Linked DNA regions of Mus musculus: region 1 is linked to region 2. Evidence: chromatin loops called from intact Hi-C (ENCODE). Cell type or tissue: heart. All regions are shown on one strand. Each heading gives the region's core, and the rest is flanking DNA. Links, peaks and the distances in the headings are about the cores only. Region 1 has its middle 78 kb from the start of S1pr1. Region 2 has its middle 20 kb from the start of Gm40124.

What was found. Hi-C counts contacts between places; a loop is a spot of excess contacts. Peaks named below come from ENCODE experiments on the same cell type or tissue, not always from the same donor. Only the 100,000 strongest peaks of a DNase experiment are listed, where the experiment ranks them.
Region 1: it touches region 2 in a loop (6-fold over the local background); 8 of 42 quality-filtered maps call a loop at or near these places.

What each region holds. Positions count from the first base shown.
Region 1 is chr3:115,788,240-115,798,654 of GRCm38, forward strand. No RefSeq gene overlaps it. Among named protein-coding and RNA genes, the nearest start is that of S1pr1, 78 kb to the left of the region's middle. In heart, for the core only: a CTCF peak has its summit at 5,247 (motif pointing left); a DNase peak (open chromatin) is centred at 5,342; H3K4me3 peaks cover 660 bases; H3K27ac peaks cover 1,197 bases.
Region 2 is chr3:115,656,336-115,666,750 of GRCm38, forward strand. No RefSeq gene overlaps it. Among named protein-coding and RNA genes, the nearest start is that of Gm40124, 20 kb to the left of the region's middle. In heart, for the core only: a CTCF peak has its summit at 4,874 (motif pointing right); a DNase peak (open chromatin) is centred at 4,956.

The DNA of each region.
Region 1 (10,415 bases), core at 1,095-9,094, 130 kb after region 2:
GCTCTTTTAAAATCTTCACTCATACATGGGTACACACACCTGCACACACACACACACACACACACACACCTGCACACACACCTGCACACACACACACACACACACACACACACACACACACACACGTGCGCATGAAAGTCAAAGGGGCATTACTTGAGAGGAGAAGGGGATCTTCCAAAGTAGGAACAAGACCGAGGATGGTGGTGGGTAGAAGAATACAGCAAAGGACAATGACAGATGTGCAGGAGAACTTCATATGGAAACTCAGTATTTAGTGAGCTAACTAAACAGAAAGAAGGGGAGAGAACGCAACAGTTGACATTCCACAGAGAACTCTATCCAATCCAAATAAGTATTGTATTACTTAGAATCTTGGATTAGATGTCTGTTTAAGTTTACTCAGCAGATACAAGTTCCTTTCTGACTTGCCCGGGACAGCCCACCAGGGTGTGCCTAGTGTTTGCTCCATGTTCTCAGATGACAGTGAACCATGAAGACCTGGGAATAAAGCATGTGCATGGGTAAGCACTGCCTCTCTCTCTGGTCTCATCCCTCATCCCTCCCATGTCTCATCCCTCATCCCTCATCCCTCCCATGTCTCTGCTCCCATCCCTCGTCCCTCCCATGTCTCTGCTCTCATCCCTCATCCCTCCCATGTCTCTGCTCTCATCCCTCATCCCTCATCCCTCTCATGTCTCTGCTCTCATCCCTCATCCCTCCCATGTCTCTGCTCTCATTCCTCATCCCTCCCATACCTCATCCCTCATCCCTCATCCCTCATCCCTCATCCCTCCCATGGACCCCGTACTTTCCCACTCACTTATTATCCTTCTCCATCAAAACAGGAAATAGTTTGATATCATTATTTATTCCTAAAGCAGATTTGTGTATTTGTGCCTTTAAGCCCCTTATCACTGAAGTTGTGGAATGAAACCACAAAGTGCTTTTGTTTTGCTTTGTTGGCAAAACACAAATAGTGGAAGGAAATGCTGGCTTAGATGCCGGCCCTGATCACAAGCCTGCTCCAGTTATGTTGCGGGGGAGAGTTGAGGTCAGAGCTTGTGTGGAGAGAAGTGATCATAGAGAAGTTTAAGCCAGGCTGGCAAGATGGGAGCTTGCTGCCAAGCCTGGTGATTTGAATTCGCTAAGGAAGCGTCCTCTGGGCTCACCACATAAGTGCATACGTCACAGACACACAGACACGCACACACACAGAGTCAGAGACACAGAGACAGAGAAAGAGACATAGGGAGATAAAGAGATAGAGAGACAGAGAGAGACAGACACATACACACAGAGAGGCAGAGACACAGAGACAGAGGCAGAGAGACAGAGAGAGAGACATAGGGAGATAAAGAGATAGAGAGACACAGAGAGACAGACACACATACACACAGAGACAGAGACACAGAGACAGAGGCAGAGAGACAGAGAGAGAGACATAGGGAGATAAAGAGATAGAGAGACAGAGAGAGACAGACACACATACACACAGAGACAGAGACACAGAGACAGAGGCAGAGAGACAGAGACAGAAAAAGAGACATAGGGAGATAAAGAGATAGAGAGACAGACAGACAGACAGACAGACAGACACACACACAGGCACACATATAATAATAAATAATTTAAGGTAATAAAAAAGAACCGTAATCCATACCTTCTCTTACAACTGATGTTTCTGCTTTCACGCTTTGGCTCACTCAGTGAAATTTTCACTCAGGAGCCCATTTTCCTTGATAGTCTGCCCTCACTGAATTTATTTTTCATAAAATTATTTGAAAACTAGTAGCTAAGAGCCAAGGCTTTAGAAAGATTGGATTCACCTCCTGGTGCCCAGGTCGTATAACTTTAGATTACTATTAAACTATGTTATCCTTTGAGTTGCTTGCCTGTAAAACTACACAATGAGTAGCTGGGCATGCAGGTGCAAACCTATGATTTTAGGACTCAAGAGGCTGAAGAAGGGAGGCTTGGGGTTCAAGGTCGTCCTGGGTTAATTTCTCTCAAGTCCAAGCCAAATCAGAAAAGTCATAATGCATGCAAACCTCCCAGGACCACAAGCTGTTCAGCAAGGGGAAAATTAATAGAAACAATTCTCAGAATTATTCAAGGTCCAGTTGAGTTCATTTCTTCCCTTTTTTTTATGGTTGTGTTTGTGTGTACATGAGTGTACGTGCATGCAGAGGCCAAAGAACAGCACTGTTGTAACTTGGGTGCTGTTCACCGTGCTGAGGCAGGATCGCTTACGTGATTAGAACTCCCTGAGTAGGCTAGGCTGTCCTGTGAGCCCAGCGTACCTATTGCTCCTGCCTCTCCTGTGCTGTGTATGTTTCCAAGCATGCACCAATGCACTTGCTGCACTTGAGTTGTTTCTTTTCATTTCTACCCCTAGGCTTGGGGCTCGCACTTGGGTCTTCATGCTTGAACAGCAAGCCCTTTCCTCACTGGATTATCTCCTCCGCCCTAATATCTTCCCTTTCGACAGTACCTCTGAAAGCAGATTCAATATCAAACTCTACTAACGAGCTCTATGAAAGAATAGGTCAGATAACTCTGTTCACACTTATGTTAGCCCGAGTTCCCTAGGAAGCAGGGTCTGCGGCCCAGATGAAACAATTTAGTTGCGCAAACAAGGTGTCATCTCGGAGCAGTGGGACTGAGGGAGAGAGAGGGTATTCAGTGAAGAAGGTAGCCTAAGGTTGCCATGCCAGCTCAGCTGTTGCTTCCAAGTAAACCGGAGAGAGACCATGACATTTGCTGTGTTGCACTATTCACTGGAACCACACTGGAAGGGCGTGTCTGCGAGTGAGCGTGAGAGAAGATGAGAAGAAGAAACAGAAGAAAGAAACTGCTGGTTTGCACTTGCTGTCCTTGGCTTTTATTAACTCAAGTTAACCCCACCAGCAGTCCATTCTCCTGTGTTTCCAGACATAAGAGCAGATTAATGAAAATGCTAAATCGTACACCCCCTGATGAGGTGTTTCAACTGGACCCATAAGTGGTATAAGTAGCCAGAGACTATGTAGGTGACTTCCTGGGTAGACAGTATCCTCCAAAAAAACCACTTAGTTGGTACCAGGAAACAGACCATGTGGTGCACAGAAGGCATAAAACAGAAGTGTCCACAGAGTAGCTGATGATCTAGAAGGCAGGATAGACAAGGCCAGTGGAATCCTAGGCCAGGTTTGAGCTCTCTGTTACAGAATATTTTCTATCTCATAGGTTCTTCTAGAGTGAGGCTATTTGTTTTAATCCATGACTATTCCATAACATTAATATTGCAGACTGTATGGTAGATGAGATTTTTGAGTTCACAGTTTACTAGCATTTCAAATATAGCTATCACGGAAGGGTAAGAGGTGCCTGGGTGCCTGTTGAGCAAGATGGGGGAAGAAAGTGCTCAACTCTTTGACCTGAAGTCAACAGTGGAGCAGGTTGAACCAGGCACTGATGGAGAAAATTGACCATCAGTTGGAAGAGTATCTTGTTCCAGAGGAAGCCATGAAGCATCCTAGCAGCAACCAATCAACAGCTGGAGGCAAAATACTATCCCAGGAACAGAACATGGGGCTAAGGAACCAGTCACTAAACAGGGGTTCAAAATGGGGCTTCAAAGCCAGGAAAGAAACTTGATTCTTTGGAACTTTTTTCTGGTTTTTGTTTGTTTGTTTGTTTGTTTGTTTGTTGGTTTTTTTATTTTTTTGGTTTTTGAGACAGGGTTTCTCTGTGTAGCCCTGGCTGTCCTGGAACTTGCTCTGTGGACCAAGCTGGCCCCAAATTCAGAGAAATAGATCTGCTTCTGCTTTCCTGGTTCTGGGATTAAAGGTGTATGTCACCACTGCTCAGTTAAGTAGAGAATTCAAATTTGGGCTCACTGTAGCCAAAATAATTAATTTAAGAGGAAGTTTCTGTCTTTTCTTCTTCTTCTTCTTCTTCTTCTTCTTCTTCTTCTTCTTCTTCTTCTTCTTCTTCTTCTTCTTCTTCTTCTTCTTCTTCTTCCTCCTCCTCCTCCTCCTCCTCCTCCTCCTCCTCCTCCTCCTCCTCCTCCTTGTTTTGTTTCCCAGACAGGGTTTCTCTGTATAGCCCTGACTGTCCTGGAACTCACTCTATAAAACTGGCTGGTCTAGAACTCCTGAGATGCACCTGCCTCTGCCTCCCAATTACTGAATTAAAGGAGTGCACCACTACTACCTAACAACACAGCATATACTTTCAACACCACTGAAAATATTAAATGAAATAAGGCTTACAGAAGTTTTAGGTGAGTTCTAGTCATCAACAATTGAATTTAATCAATTATCATGCTTGGTAACGGCGATATAGTGGTGAAGTCTTATTACTAATTGTAGCAGTCACGGGTCTTGGTTCCCAGGAGAGGGGCGAGGAGCAGAAGGAGGAGGAGGGGGAGGAGGGGGAGGAGGGGGAGGAGTCTTTGCTCTAGAGCATAATGGGAGAAGTTCAGATACAGGGACAGAGAATGCAGAACCTTGCCCTTTTAACTAATGTAACCTAACCCGGAGGTGACACGGGGGGAGGGGGGGTGACACCATGGACTTTAGCCTGATGGCAGCCTACGCTCTGTTATCAGCAGCCTATGCTCTGCTATGTACTGGCACTGAGATATTGGAGAAAGGACTCAACAGATGTGAACATCCAGTATCTTGCATCTGTATCCAGTGAACTGCATGAATGATCAGTGTATGGAATTTACTTCTTGCTCTCTGTCCTCACCCCCTACCCTAAATTACCCCATAACATGGCTGCTATGAGAACTTCTAATTCCTGAGGCACACTCATGCCCACAGGCTGATATAACTTGCCATACAGATCCATCTACCACCGTAGCCTAGTGGCATTCACAGAGCTAAAGCTGCCTGGATTTAATAAGAAGGAAAAAAATCTCAAAGAATACATATTTACGACCCTTTCCCCACCCCCAAATGCAAGCCAGTTTAGAAAGAAGTTTCCATTTTAACTGGGTATACAATTATTCACTAAATAAAATATATATTAAAAGAAGGAAGTCATCTCCTTCATGGGTAGTATTCATTGTCAATTTAAATTATATTTCCTAGGGCTCAAAAAAAATCTGTGTGTGTGTGTGTGTGTGTGTGTGTGTGTGTGTGTGTGTGTGTGTGTGGATGTGGATGTGGATGTGCCTGCGCTCATATGTGTGTTGTGGGGGAACGTGACTGCCACCTCCTGCCCACTTCTTCAAAACGGAGACTCTGTAGAGGAAGCCTGGCAGAGGCTCACAGTCCCTGACTTTTGTTTTGACTTCCATGCCTTTAATGGCTTTTGGTGTCATCGTCAGCCAACTCTCTATGTCTATTGACACTCTGGAAACCACACAGATAAGCAGTTTTGAGCTGGCCTGCTCTGTTTATTTTGGCTCCTACCACCGATCACACATTTCCCTGCTAGAGCCCCCGAAAGCTTTGTTCTAATCCAGAGTACTTTTTCTCTCACGTGCTCGACTTTTGGAGTCTGGATTGCTTTGCCTTTTCAACGTTCTTTCTCTGTTGCTTGTGTGTGGTTGTGACCTGTTACCCAGCACACTCTTCCTTAACACAGGCAGACGAGGGCTTGTTCAAGACAGGCAATGCACACCTCCTGCTGAGAGTCTGAGGAGATGCACATGTGGAGGACTCTCCATTCATGTTTGCCGTCACTAGAAGCCAGATGTGCTGGAGGGATAGAGACTTCCCCTGTGGCTTTCCACTGGGGAGTGTCAGAGATAGTCCCCCTCTGCTTTTTAGAACCAACCCATGCTATCTCTTCGGTCTTCAGTCTGGTCACACTCTCTCCAATCATTTAAGACATTTCTTCTGGCACTCCAAATAATATGAACACTTTTACAACAGCAACAACAACAACAACACAACAATAATAATACATGCCATATAGTTACTATCTTCATTATTTTAAGTGTAAAGTTGAGTGTTGCTAAGTGCTTTCACACTGCTGTGCAAACACCACCACTATATTCTCCAGAAATTTTTCTTTTAACAATTTTATGTTGGAATGCCACTCAAGAGACAATGATGAGCTGCTAGCCCCTCCTCCCGCTCCCAGCAGCTACCTTTTCCTTTCTGATCTGAATGGATCTGAAGGTTCTAAGTATCTTATGTAAGCAGCACCAGCTCTATTTGTCCCTTAGTGTCCAGTCACAGCACTTAGGGTAACTTTATCATGCTTTGTCTGTACTCGAGGTTCATCCACACCACAGAACATGACAGAATTTCATTCCTTGTTCAAGCTGAATGACATCCTGCCACATATGATACCACGTTTTGTTGGCACATTCCTCTGCTGGTACATATTTGCTTTCTTCCTCCTTTTGGCTGTGCTGATTGATGTTACCATGAATTCTAACACCCACTTTAAAAGTCTTAAGTATTGACCTAAAGGTGGAATTGCAAGATTACATGGCAATTCTGCATTTATTTTTTTTTTAATGAGGAAAATCCAACCCTATTTGTTTCATTGTTGGCACTGGTAAGAGGTCCATTAAGGCAGAGACGGTGTCAGGGGATATATGGTGATTTGCTCCTATAGTTGGGGCTTCTCACATCTAGCAGATCAGAAAGTAGAGAGGTGGCTAAGTGGAGGGTCAAACTATAACCCTCAAAGTCATACACTCAGTGAGATACTTCCAACAGATGTGTCTGGTGCCACTGAGGTCTTATAACCCTCCAAAGCAATGTCACCAGCTGGGGACCAACTGCTCATACCCATGATCCTGTAGGGGAGAGTTCACAGTCAAACTGTCACAGATCCATAACACATCCATGGCAGCAGCACCTGATATCTATTTTTTAAATCTATTTTATTATAATTTTTCTGTTTTGATAATTTCATATATAGTCACAATAAAGTATGATTATGTCATCTCCACATTTCTCTTTTCTCCAAGTGTCCCTGCAATATGTCCCCCTCCTTACCTTTATGTCTTTTCCTCTTCCTTTCTTCTTCTTTTTTCTAATACACTGAGCCCAGTTAGTGTGCCCCTGTGTGCATGGGTATGTGGACATCCAGTAGAACATGGGAAATGTACCAATAAGAACACTCTCCAAGGAATCATCTTCTCTTGGGCAGCTTTCAATAGTCATCTTGGTAGCTTTCAACAGTTCCTCCGTGAGGAGTGGGGGTCTGGAGAGCACCTGCCCCCTCTGCGCCAGTGTGTTGGCTATCTTGATCTTGTACAGAGAACCAGAGCTGCAATGAATTCATGATTACAACATCATGAATTACAACTTCGGTGTCCCGAAGACAACACTTTATATCATGTCTCCCCATCCTTCAGCTCTTCCACTTTTAACACCCTCTTCTGAGATGTTCCTGGAGCCTTAGGGAGCCCACATTTGATAAAGTTGTCCCATTTAAGGCACAAGAACTCAGTTTCTTGTTCTCTACATATTGGCTGCTGCTGCCCACTTCAAAATTAGTAGTCTTTGACCAAGGCTGAGAAAAGCCCAGGTCTATAGGTATAAACAAATGTTTATCAGGCAATTTGACAATGTGACCATTTAACAAAATAACCATAGCCTAGGACCTCCCAGCCATGAACTTTTGATCAAGATTAGAGCATATAAGCCTGGCATTCTCTCCTGTGGAAGAGGTCTTAAACCCAATTTTTTTTAAAAAATGTAGTTACCCAATAGCAGCCATGCCACTATTGTGACAGCAGGCATGGTGACTGCAAGGATGCTACGGTAGCTGCAGGCTCCAGGGTTGGTGAGACCACTGCTGTCTCTTCTCCCCAGCAGCCTGCATAGCACCTGCCAACAGTCAGCTTGGGATTGGTTTCTCCCATGTCCTGTAGTCAGTGTGTGAGTAGCCCCATTTTATGCCACCACATTGCAACCAAGGCTGTTGCAATAATTTATATTTCAAGAAGCAATGGACAATGGTTTCCAGCTTATCTCCATACCTTGTCTTATTTTCTCTTATTATTTTGTTTTGGTTTTGTTTTTTTCAATTGTTGTTTGTTGTTTTGTTTTGTTTTGTTTTTGAGACAGGTTTTCTCTGTGTATCCCTGACTATCTTGGAACTCACTCTATAGAATAAGCTGGCCTCAATCTCAGAGATCCCATCTGCCTCTGCCTCCCAAGTGCTGGGATTAAAGACATGTGTCACCACCACACCAGGCTTGTTTTACCTCTTTTTAACAGCCAACTAGTAGACATAAAATGATATAGCTACACTTAATTTTAATGTATTTAAGCATCTGTCCTTCCAGTCTAACAAAACATTTTGAATCCCTGTCAATGTTTGAATAATTCTACATCTTGGTTTTATTACGATACCATCTTCTTTGGGTACGTAGTGACAGAATCATCTTCTGACCACCCCAAGATGCAGGTAAAGAGATGAATGGAAGAAGGGTGAAGGGGGCGGGACTTTTCCATACAACTAGATTGGTTATCTGGAATAGCAGAAGATCCTTTCCATATTTCTGGCACAAGCAGTTGGTAGACAATGGAGCCAACCACCAAGCTAGAGAAAAGAAGGGGCAAGGAGGGCAGCTAGAGGGAAAAATAACTGTGATAAAGTACTTTGCACATCATGGACAGGTCTGGTCAATGTGCAACTGAATCTAGAAATGGAGTGTCTTAGTTAGGTTTTTACTGCTTTGAACAGACCCTATGACCAAGGCAACTCTAATAAGGACAACATTTAAATGAGACTGGCTTACAGGTTCAGAGGTTCAGACCATTATGATCAAGGAAGGAACACGGCAACATCCAGGCAGGCATGGTGCAGAAGGAGGTAAGTTCTACATCTTTATCTGAAGGCTGCTAGCAGAATACTGGCTTTCAGACAGCTAACATGAGGGTCTTAAAGCCCACACCCACAGTGACATACCTACTCCAACAGGGCTACAACTTCTAATAGTGCCACAACCTGGGCTGAGTATATACAAACTATCACATGGAGATAAAGTAGGGACCAAGAAAGAAAGTTTTGAGTGATTAGTGTATAGTGAAGCCGTCAGGCTGAGGTCTTTGCCTGTGTGCCAGCTGAGAAGGGAGTGTCAGGAACAGATCAGTTGGATCCACTGGTAGCTGCGAATGGAATTATAATAGTGTGATAAAAGTGATGCCTTAAGAACCTGGGAAAGAAAGATTTTAAAAGCCACTGGCTTCAAACTTGCACATTACATAAGTAAAGAATGAAAATGATCTGTTGAATCTGGTTCCCTGTGCAGTCACAAGCTACTAATGCTCATACCGTCATGGCCGCTGACAGTCTAGAGCACTGGTTCTCCACCTTCCTAATGCTGTGACCCTTTAATACAGTTCCTCATGTTGTGGTGGCCCCTAACCATAAAATTATTTTGGTTGCTATTTTGTAACTGTAATATTGCTACTTTTATGAATCATCATGTAAATATTGGATGTGCAGGATATTGATATGCTAGCACAAAGGGGTCACGCCCCCCCCCCCCCCGGGTAAGAACCATTGGTCTAGAGGAACCAGGAAAAAAGGATCAAGCAAGCATCAGTTGTTTGTTCATCAAAGTTTAAGCAGAAGGAGAAATTCAGGGTACACGCTTTTTAAAACGCACTTGCTTTTAATCACTTGAGCTTGTTTATATGCTCAGGTGGGGAAGCTAAAGACAGGACAGAAGCATGAAAAGAGATGGCTGATGGATTTTGGTCCCATGGAAAGCAAGAGAGAAAGAGAAGCAGAACACAGGGGGTTGGATTAGCCTTGGCTGTGTAAAGCGAAGCTGAAGTTCCCAGCCATGGAATGGAAGAGACAAGGTCATTGCCTGGCAAGATGTCCTCAGATGTTGGGGGAAGAGGAAACTTTGTGAAGTAGGATTAAAGGGTGTCCTTGAGAAAATCCATACGGTAATGCCCTGCAGTGTACATTGAGTGAGGTAAGAGATAAAGTTAGGAAGAAACACCTTGGTGGGCAGGAAGTTATAAGGAGAAGGATTGGAAAAGAGAGAGGAACGCAGCTCCATCATATTCTTTGAAAGTCAATTAGAAGCCACACATTTCTTCTGATGAATCCTGCTTGACAGTGCTGATAAAATGAGGATTTAGAGTTAGCACAACACATCAAAGTTCTCTATAGACAAAATTGAGGTCAGCATCAACTTACCTCGTTTATATTTGTCTTTGGACACCATATGCATAAAGCTGTCGTAGGATGCATATACCCATGCACACAAAGGAGCCGCCTCAAAAATCCTATATAAACCAGGAATACATCAAATGTTTCTGCCATTTCCAGACAGGATCTCATTGTGTAGCGTTACAGAAACCTCAAATCTTTGTACTTGGTATTCCTGAGTGCTAACATTACTGATGTGTGCCAGAATACCTGGCTAGATAAGAATATTTAGCCACTTATGAAGAGTACAATTCATTAATATAAAACACAATTCATTTACATTG
Region 2 (10,415 bases), core at 976-8,975:
ATAAAATTTCTAAACTAAATGTACAAATTTAAGGACAATACAAATTGAGAACTGATTCAACTTCTCTGAATTTGTCAGAGAAGTGTTCCTAGAAGAAGTAGATTTTAGGCCATGCCTAGATCCAGTGGGTAAGGATAAAAACTTCGTAATAAAGAAGGACCAATGTTCTCTCTGTGGTATATCACAGGGAAAATAAACAGGGCAGAAAATCAGGAAGCAGTGAGTCATGTGTTGGGAGGAAGAGCTAGATGGTCATGATGTGGGACACCACAGTCAGGATGCTCTTCAGCATGGCAGAAGGACAAACCTATGGTGTGGGATTCATCTGGAAACCGGGGCACATCAGGCATGAGTCAAGACCAGCTTAGATTCTGGGAAAAGAAATCAGGAATTAAAATGCTGTCATGAAGTATCAGTAAATGATCCCCAAAGGAAAATGAAGACCAAATACCACAATGACCGATCCTAAATGCTGGCACTGGGCTCTCCATTCTGACCGAAACGAAGATGTCCAGCCCATCACTCACCCGGAGCTACTTCAACCACTGCATTTGCCAAATCCAGTTTCTTCTTCAGCTTAGCCATAGATGTGTACACAGAGAGTCAGTGACAAAAACAAAACAAAACAAAACAAAATAACAAGAACAAACAATAAACATCTATTCCTCCATGATACTAGACTTGGTAATACTTCTTTACCTAGGGAGTCAAAACCCTTTACCTAGGGAGTCAAAACCCTTAAACCCTTAAACCCTTAAAATGAATAAGATTGCTCAGTGGTTAGAGCACTGGCAGCTCGTCTAGAGAACAGGGTTTGATTCCCAATATCCACATGACTGATCACAACCATGTCACTCCAATCCCAAGGCATAGGATGGCTTCCATTGGCACAGCAGACACATGGGTGCACAGACAATCTTGTAGGCAAAACACCTATATCCATAAAGCTATTTAAAACACAGAATGAATGCACAGCACTAATGTCACCGATGGTGAACCTCACCAAGAGATCTGGTGCTTAGTTCCAGTTGCTAGGACCCAGATATGCATCTTCTTATTCCTGAGATACATTGAAGTTTTACCTCTGAGGTGAATGATTACAGCTGCAAACTCTTCAGTTAGAGCCCATGTGATTAAGAGATGTGCTCAAACTGAGTATCACGCCATGTATTATAATAAGCTAAATGCATTCATTTTCCCCAGGGCACCTCTTTACAAAATGCTATTGATCTTTGACTCTTTGTTAGGTGTTCAGATAGAATGAATCTTTTCACACGCCTTCCTGACCTGTGAGCGAGACATTCACTTAAGCAAACATGTTTAATGCCAGCCAAACAAAATCCCATGAAATATGAGGAGAGAGAAAGCCATAATTGTGCTTTTAGAAAAAAAAAAAAAGCCCTTACAGGAAGGACATCATTTTAGCCAGCAATTGAAGGTCTATCGAATTTTAAGAAGCAACGAAAGGCATAACAAGGACATCCCAAACGAAGTAAGACTTAAGAAAGAACTGAAATAAGAAAGTACTTGGTTAAATTGAAGAACTAGCTCATCGTTCTGTGGTTGAGCAGTGGGCACTGGGAAGATGGTGGTGGAAGATGAAACCAGACTACGGAGCAGCACGAATCTAAGACTCAGAATGGTAGCCAACCCAGAAGAGCATTCCTGACCAATGACAGCCTCATTGGAATAAGCGGGTGGCTTTCTGAGACAACTACATTGAAGGACAGCATCCGCTGGGATACTTAAGTTCTCAGACTACTTAAAACCAAATCAGTTTGAATTACTTGATAATCACTGCTGATAATCACTGTATCACTGTAGAGAAAAACTCAGAGCCAATTAGGTGAGAAATCAGGTTTCAGACTGCAAAATGAGTTACCAGCATATCCACGGGGTTGAGGGGAGGGTAGAAGGGGAGGTTCAGCGATGTTGGGCAGTCAGTCAAATGGCATTAATAATAAGTAGAAAGACAAACACCTTCAAGTAAGCCCACTGGGAAACTTTCTGGCTTAAATAGTTGAAGCCTTCTCCTGAAGTCCCATCAAAAGAATGTGGGCCAGGATGGGAGTGCATGGTCTGAATGTAGGAAGAGCCCAATATAATGAAGACTGTGGTTACAAGGCAGAGAAATCAAGAAGGAAGGCCCCATTCCCTCTCCAACACTGACCTGGCTTTGAAACAATGGCAGTCTTACAGGATATAGTAACCACTCAGTCTATGGGTGCCTTCTGCCGGCTGGGGAATCAGAATTGAACATCTGAGTGGCATCTGCTGATAGCCCATTATAATCCTGTTTCCTGGTATAATTTTGCCTCATAACAGTGACATTTAAATTTTAGGGTGTACCAGAATGATGGGGCAGGTTTATCAAACCTGACTGCCTGGCCCCACACGCAATGTCTCTGAATAAGTAGGTTTGCAATTTTGGTAAGAAATTGGTTTTTTTCTTCTTCCTCCTCTTCCTCCTCCTCTTCCTGTTCCTCCTCCTTTTCCTCCTCCTTCTCCCTACCCCTCCTTCTCCAACTTCTTCTCTTCCTCTTCTTCCTCCTCCCCTCCCCCTCCTTTCCCTCTCCTCCCCACCTATCCCCCTCCTCCTCCTTTCTCCTTGTCCTCTTATCCTTCTTACCACCACCATCCCCATTTCTTGTTTCGGTTTGGTTTGGTTTGGTTTGGTTTGGTTTGGTTTGGTTTGGTTTGGTTTGGTTTGGTTTGGGGTTGAGTTTTTGGGGTGGGTTTTGGGGGTATGTGGCGCGCGCACGTGTGTGTGTGTGTGTGTGTGTGTGTGTGTGTGTGTGTGTGTGTTGTTTTGTTTGAGACAGAGTCTCATGTAGACCAGGCTGGCTTTAAACTTTCTCTGTACCTAAGGAAGATCTTAAACTTCTGATTCTTTGGCCACCATCTCCCAAGTACCAGGACTGGGGACATGAACACTGAGGTGACACTGATACTCTTGGTCAAGGTATCTGAGGCTCATGGGTCACAGGGATCCATCACTGTCTGCAGAGCTGAAATTTACTTACGGGATGAAAAGCGTAGGAACTGATAAACTTTATATGACCAGAAGGCACTGACATAAACTTTATGTGACCAGAAGGCACTGACGTTTCTAAGAGAGGACTGATAAACATCAAAACAAGCACCAACCCAGACACACAACAGTGATGCCCCAGAACAAGAGAAGAAAGGTCAGACAGCCAGAAAGAAGGAGGTCGAGAAGCAGTTCTTCTTCAAGTAGAGAGGTGAATGCCTGTGATATCAGCACTCTGAAAACAGACACCCTTTGGAAGAGGAAAGAATGACACTAAACAGTAGCCCAGAGTTCACAGCTCCCTTGTCACCTGGCTCCCTCTGGAGTCATCCAGAAAGCTTTCCAAAAGTACCAGAAATTGAGTCCCAGCCACAGCATAAGTCAGAATCTCTGCAGCTGAGCCCTGACAGTGGGATTGTTTTTTAAGGGTCTTACATGATTTGTATGCACAATTAGAGCAGAAATTTACAGACAGACAGGTCTAAAGAAACCCTGTTTGTTAGAGATGCTGTAAGGGACAATCTATTGGAGGTGGGGCCTTTCCATCTTAGAATTTAATAAATAACTGGTCCTCACCTCCTTGCTGTCCGTCAGCTGCATTTGTTGCTGTGGATCCAGAATCGAGCATGCTCACTTCCATGCTGTCCCCTTGTGTCATTTGCTAGCTGTAGATCATGATTATGGTCTTCCATCAATCTGAGCTCAGCCAGCCTTCCCCACTAGAGCAGCAAACAAGCCTCTTCTCAGGTCACCTTCACTTTGCCTCTCAGAGGTCTCGTGCTAAGAGGAAGCCCAAAGGGCCTTTGTTTTCTGCATAGCTGCCAAATCTGTGTGTCACTTCTTTTCCGTGATATCAAGATGTGGGTTTAGATCCAGGTATGGTAGGCAGTTCATGCCCATAATCTCAGCAGGCAGAGACAGGAAAAGCACTATGAGTTTGAAGCCAGCGTAAGTCACAGTTTCAGGTCAGCCTGGACTATGGGACGAGACTCTGGCTCAAAAACAAGAACCAACAGAGAGACTATTGAAGGAAGAGGAGAGAGAGGAGGAGAAGAAAAGGAGGAGGAGGAGGAGAATAAAGTTGCATAAAGACACATAGTGCTGCTACCTTTTCTGTTCGTACAGGGATCAGTACAATACAAAACAAACGAACAAACAAAAACAAAAACAAAAAAACAAAACCTCCAGATAGTCTTATCTTTACCCCCAACCCATAAATCTCACACCCAGGCAAGCATCATTTGCAATTTCCAATTCCATGAAATTCTTTAGGGTAACCCCCTCAACAAAAATTTTAGTTGAAAAAATCATCCCTGCTTGCCTTTTTCTTTTCCCTACATTGCTTAGCCCAGCCTAGCTCTCTATAGGTGGTTCTTCCACATCTGCCTCCTGAGTGCATGTTTCACACACTGCACAAACCCGCAGATTTAACAGCCACAGATGAGGTCATTAAAGCTATGGAATCTTCCGTGGACTTCCCCCACTTCTTGATTCCCGCAAACATTTCATCTCTCCCACACAGCACGTCAGACCCTAGCTAAGTTTCTGCAGCTGTGCCCAAAGAGACTCTGTGACTATAGACTCCCATTAGTGGCACAGAAAACCCACTAATTAATTAAATTAAATTAATTAAAGCCTAAGATTCATAGGACAGTGGTAGTAATAAAGCACTATCAATCCCCGCTCTTTGTAAAAGACAGAGTTACTAACAAGCTCACTATACAAAGGTTTCTGTAGCCAATTCATCTAAGTTGTTTTCAGCCTGAGTTGTTTTCAGGAGACAGTGAAAGAAGTAGAAGTAACTCTGCAATTCCTTCTTGGTGCTGGCACAGGCCTGAGGGCCACTAGGTGGCAATAGCGACCTAAAAACAAGCCCAATGCTCCTAGAGCCCAAACTGATAGAGTGAACTACCATGTAGCTGTCCAGCCTGGCTCACAGCCATAGCACAGGGTCCAATTAATTCACCCTCTTGATTGGCTATAGCCTCACTGTGATAGTAGTGAACTGAGGAAGGGGGCGCTATGCTATGCTTTGATTGCGGATAGGGTTCGTAGTGTAGCCCAGGCTGTCAAGGAAATTATCAGATAGCTCAGGCTGACCTCAAATTCAACTTAACCTTCCTTCCTTGCATCACTCCACTGGGATTACATGAGTAATCATATTTTAAAGACTGTTAACATATTTGCATGCCTCATGAAGGCACTGAAAACTAGGAAGCCCAACCATATACCCTTCTTTTAAATGTACACACAGAGTCCATATACTTCTATGTATAATATTCAAATATTTCCTCACATTGTTTCCTTTTTCTGTCCACTCTTCATTCTTGAAGGAAGAAGAGCAATGTCACCTTCTTCCTTAGTTACTCCAAGCAACAATGCTGGTCTGTCCAGTGACCACCCACAGTACATAGAGCCTCTACCGCATAGCTTCTTCTTCTCTTCCTATTCTATTCTTACGTATTGACTCCTTTTAAGTTCTATAGAGGAAAGCAAAGTGATCCCCTGCTTGTTTGAGCGTACACAGAGGTACCTAACACAGTGTCTTCCTCTTGATTTTACTTCTTCCAACTCAAAAAACTACACCATTGTCATTTTAATGTGAACAAATGATGGTTTGAAGGGACAAACATCTTATAGGCAATCACTAAAGGAACATATTTTATTAGTATAAATGTATGAAGATGTAAGCTAGCAATATCACTGTCTCATAGAAATGCCAAAGGGTTGATTACTTGGCCTTGTCTAAGTCCCAAAGTCAGACAGCTTAGGGACATAATCCCCCATCTTTAACAAGCTTTGTTGTCCTCAGTGGCAGGTCCACCACAGGCCCCCAAATGACAGTGTGCTGGTAGTGTCCTAAAATAATGGCTCAAGCCCAGTGCGAGCTAGATTTGTATCGGGTAAACAGAAACTTAAACTCAGCATTCCTCGGAAACCTCATAATGTGGGTTTCCGAGCACCAGGACCGTCACCACTTTCTCTCTTTATTCTCAGCCAGCAACTGCCATGGGCAAACTGCCAGCGGACCCAAACACCCAATCATCACTAACAGCTTTGATCCCTGCATCAGCTCAGAGACCCCCACCCTTCTGACTCCCATATAAAATTTGGTCATTTCCCCTCCAAGCTACCGCTCCCTACTCTCAGCTCAGCTAGGTAGTTTGTTCCCAACAAACTGTTTTTCTATCCAGCGAGTGGTCTAGTTCAGGGATTTTGCAGTGCTTGCTTACAGTGAACTTATCAGTTCACTGTAAAAATAAGCAAATATTAATAATGTGACCTAACTCAGGGAGATTTGCATTTGCCTTTTTAATAGTAAAAGAATCTACCATGATATCTATTCCCTTGAAAAAAATGTTCTAAATTCAGTGTTGGGACTCAGAACATGATATCCCCAAAGCATGGTGCTTTGACGTGCTGAATGGCCCCAGAAACAAGGTTTCCCTGACTTTCTCCTATCTCTTTGTCCTGCCTGACTTTCTTCGTACTAAGCAATTTATGGAGATCAGAAATAAGGGGCTGGGGCTCTAGTTCACATGGCAGAGTGTTTGCCCAGCATTCATGAAGCCTATCACTTGAGTACTAGTGACGTAGAGCCAGCATGATTAGGAAGGGGTTCAACATCAAACACAACTACATAGTTCAATTGGCAGCCATGCTTGGGAGGATGAGACAGAGATATAGAGATACAGACAGAGACAGAAAGACAGACAGGCAGAAATACACAGAGAGACAGAGAGAGATGGAGTGACAGAGAGAGACAGAGACAGAGACAGAGAGAGACAGAGAGAGACAGAGGGAAACAGAGACATGGAGACAAAGAGACAAAGAGATAGAGAGATAGAAACAGTGTAAAATCCAGAAACCCATCTTTCTTGAAATATGCCATTCCAGAGAGCCTTGCCCCATAGTAGAAAGAAGGGAACCTGACCTATTGAGCTTCACTCCTTAGCCTTTTGCCATTAAGTTACAGTTTATTTTTATTAAGTCAAATTTGTACATAGCTCTTTATTCTTCACCAAATCTGAGCACAAACATTCTTTCCCATAGGTCTTTGTCTCTGAAGGCCCCCATGTCATGTAAAATGTGGATTAAATTGTTATGTTTCTCCTGTTACCCTACCTTTTGTTATTGGGGGTATCCATTGTACCCTTGATGATTATTGAGGAACCTTCCTGCTCCCACAATAATAAGCTCTTAGCTACAGCATCCCTCCTTTTCCAGCAATATCATTTATCAAGGGGGTTACTCATAGTCAGCAATAAATAGAAAAATCTAGAAATAGAAAATGAATGTTTCAAATTATACACCAGTCTGAGTAACATAATAGAATTCTGTGCCACCCCCCATCTGTCCTTATCATGATAAGGATCACCTCTCTGACCAGCATATCCATGCTGTATATCTCACCTACCCATTAGCAGCTCAGTGGCCACCTTGATTTTCAGACTGGTCAACTGGTATACCAAAGTTACTCTTTTTTCTCTTTGATGACAATAAACAACTTGTAGGAAGACACTTTGAGACAATACAAGTACCCCATTCCCTGGTTAGGAATGAATGGATCTAAACTATTTAAAAATTTTCCTAAGAGGTCTGCTTAATTCACTGGCTAAGACTGCCCTAACAATTGGTATCAATGCAGGCAGTTTAAACAAGAGCAATTTATTTCTTCTTGGTCCGAGGTCATAGTGGGATGGGTTTGGTTTCTCCTGAGGCCTCTCTCTTTGGAGTGCAGATCTTTTCTCTATTTCCTCACACGGTCTTTCCTCGGTATATCTAATTTCTTTCTTCTACAACCAGGCAGCCTGGGCAAGGACTCACCCTGAGGGCTTCATTTTTCAACATCTTTAGCACCGTCTTTCAATGCTGCTATCTTCAAACACAGCCACAATACTGGTGGCAGGCAGGGTGAAGGCTTCGATTTACAGATTTGAGGAGCACGGCACAATTGACTTCTTTTTATTTATTTTGAAGAGCTATTGTGAGATGACTATACATATAAGAGACCTCTTGCAACTGGAAAGCACTAGGCAAATTCGTCGCTCCTCTCGATAACCACCTACATGCTCTCTGCACAAATGGCTTAAGCATTCCCTTACAATGCTGTTAGCATTGTTAATTTGACTCCCATTTCATGGCTGTCGCTGATCAAGGTCAACTTCCCCTTGACCTGACTGTTATCACACGTTCTCAGTGGCTGGCACCCACACTGAGTTTTGCTTGGAGTTCTTTAGCCTTTCTGAGAGGCACAGGGATTTTGAGCCTGTCTTCTGGTTATAACAACTACCTCAAATTAGGCCCAAGGCTTTTCCTTACCTCAGAGAGAATGGCTGCCTGTGAATCTGCCAGTGATTTCTCCACCAACCAGATGCATAGCCTTGGGCTAGGCCCCACTGAGAAGCACAGCTGAGAAATGTGGATAACAGTCCTCCCACATAGGCAATGAGGATTAATGAGATAGTCTTTATAGAGATTTGGATAACAAAAAATGTGCAGACTCCTAGTCATTTCTTCCTAGAACTCGGTCATGGATGAAGCACCTGCTAGGAAACTGGAACCTGCTTATATAATTTTTACTTGAAAGTGGCCATGTGACATCTTAGTGTCCTAGAGGTGGGTAAAGGACACACACATGGCTATGTCTGACTAAGCATAAAGTCAGAAGAATTCTTCCCACTGAAATTTGTTACCTTCGGGGTTTGTTTTTGGATTTTGTTGTTTGTTTGTTTTGTACCAGAGTCTGACAGAGGCCAGAGAGAAGCTGAAGCTATGGTACATGCTGATACTGAGTTCCTCCTCGGGACTGGCTGCCTTTCTTCTCTCTTTTTCTCTTCTACCTTTCTTCCTTTTTTTCTTTCTTTCATTCTTCTTTCTTTTTTTCTCAGGGTCTCATACTCTCATATGTCACAACATAGCCCAGGCTAACCTCAAACATACGTCAATCCTCCTGTATCAGCCTCCTATATCCTGAGGTTGCAGACTTAAGCCGCCAGGCAAGGTTCTCGAGTATTTCTTTTTTACTTGTTTGTCTGAGACAAGAGTCTCACTATGTAGACCAGGCTTACTTTGAACTCATAGATATCAGCCTGCCACATGGCAGGATTAAAAGCCTGTACCACCATACCCCACTGGAATATTTCTTACGATACCAGCATTCAGGTTTTCCAAAGCCTTTACACTCCAAGGAAAGAATGAACAATGTTTATTTAGCAAGCCCACCATTATTTCCCCAGACTAACAATAAAGCATTTCTTATTTGCCTCAGGGGGAGAGAGGCTGTGCCTAATCCTGCAGAGATTTGATGCACCAGGGTGGGGAAGTTCTGAGAGGCAGGGAGAAGGGGATAACCAAGAGAGGGCATCATGTGGGATATAAACAAACAAATAAACAAACAAACAGAAAAAAAGAATAGTACTTTAGCTTTATTATAGTGGGACATGCCTCTAATCCTATCACTCTGGAGGCAGAGGCATCAGATCTCTGTGGGTTTGAAGCCAGCCTAGTGTGCACAGTGGGTTCCAAGCCAGTCAAAACCACATAAAAATATCCCATTTAAAAAAAAAAAGTGAAGGTTAGCTAGGCATGGTGGTATAAACCTACAATCATAATCTTTAGTAGGCTGAGGCAGGAGAATTTCCAGGTTTAGTCTAGCCTGTGTTGCATATCAAAACCCTGTCTCAAAAAAAAAAAAAAAAGAAGTTATTTTAATTTAAATCCTATGGTGGTTAGCCTTAATTATCAACAAGACACAACTTAGAATCACTTAAAAAGAGAGTCTCAGTAAAAGACTATTTACATTAGGTTAGCTCATGGGCATGTCTGCACAATATTGTCTTAATTAAATTAATTAATTGAGGCTGGAGAGATGGTTCAGTGGTTAAGAGCACTGGCTTCTCTTCCAGAGGACCCAGGTTCAAGTCCCAGCTCTCACATGGCAGCTACTGTCTATAATTACAGTTTGTGGGGGTCCCGCACCCTCACACAGACATATGTGCAAGCTAAACATCAATGAACATAAAATAAAAATAAATAATTTAAAATTTTTTTTAAATGCATTTATTTGAGAAGACCCGGCCCAGTGTGGATGCCACCCATCCCTAGGCAGGGTATCTTGAACTGTGAAAGAATAGAGAAAAGAACCTAACCACAGGCAAGCAAGTGAGCATGCACACATTTTTTTCTCCCTGCTCTTGACTGTGGCTGTGATGTGAATAACTGTTAGACGTTAACTTAAGTCACAATGATGAATGACAACTTGGAATCGTAAGCTGAAATATACCCCTTTCTGTCCTAAATTGCTTTCCGCCTGGGTATTTTATCACAATAACGGAGATAAAACAAGGACAAAGCCTTTCAGAGGAACAAGTACCAAGCAACT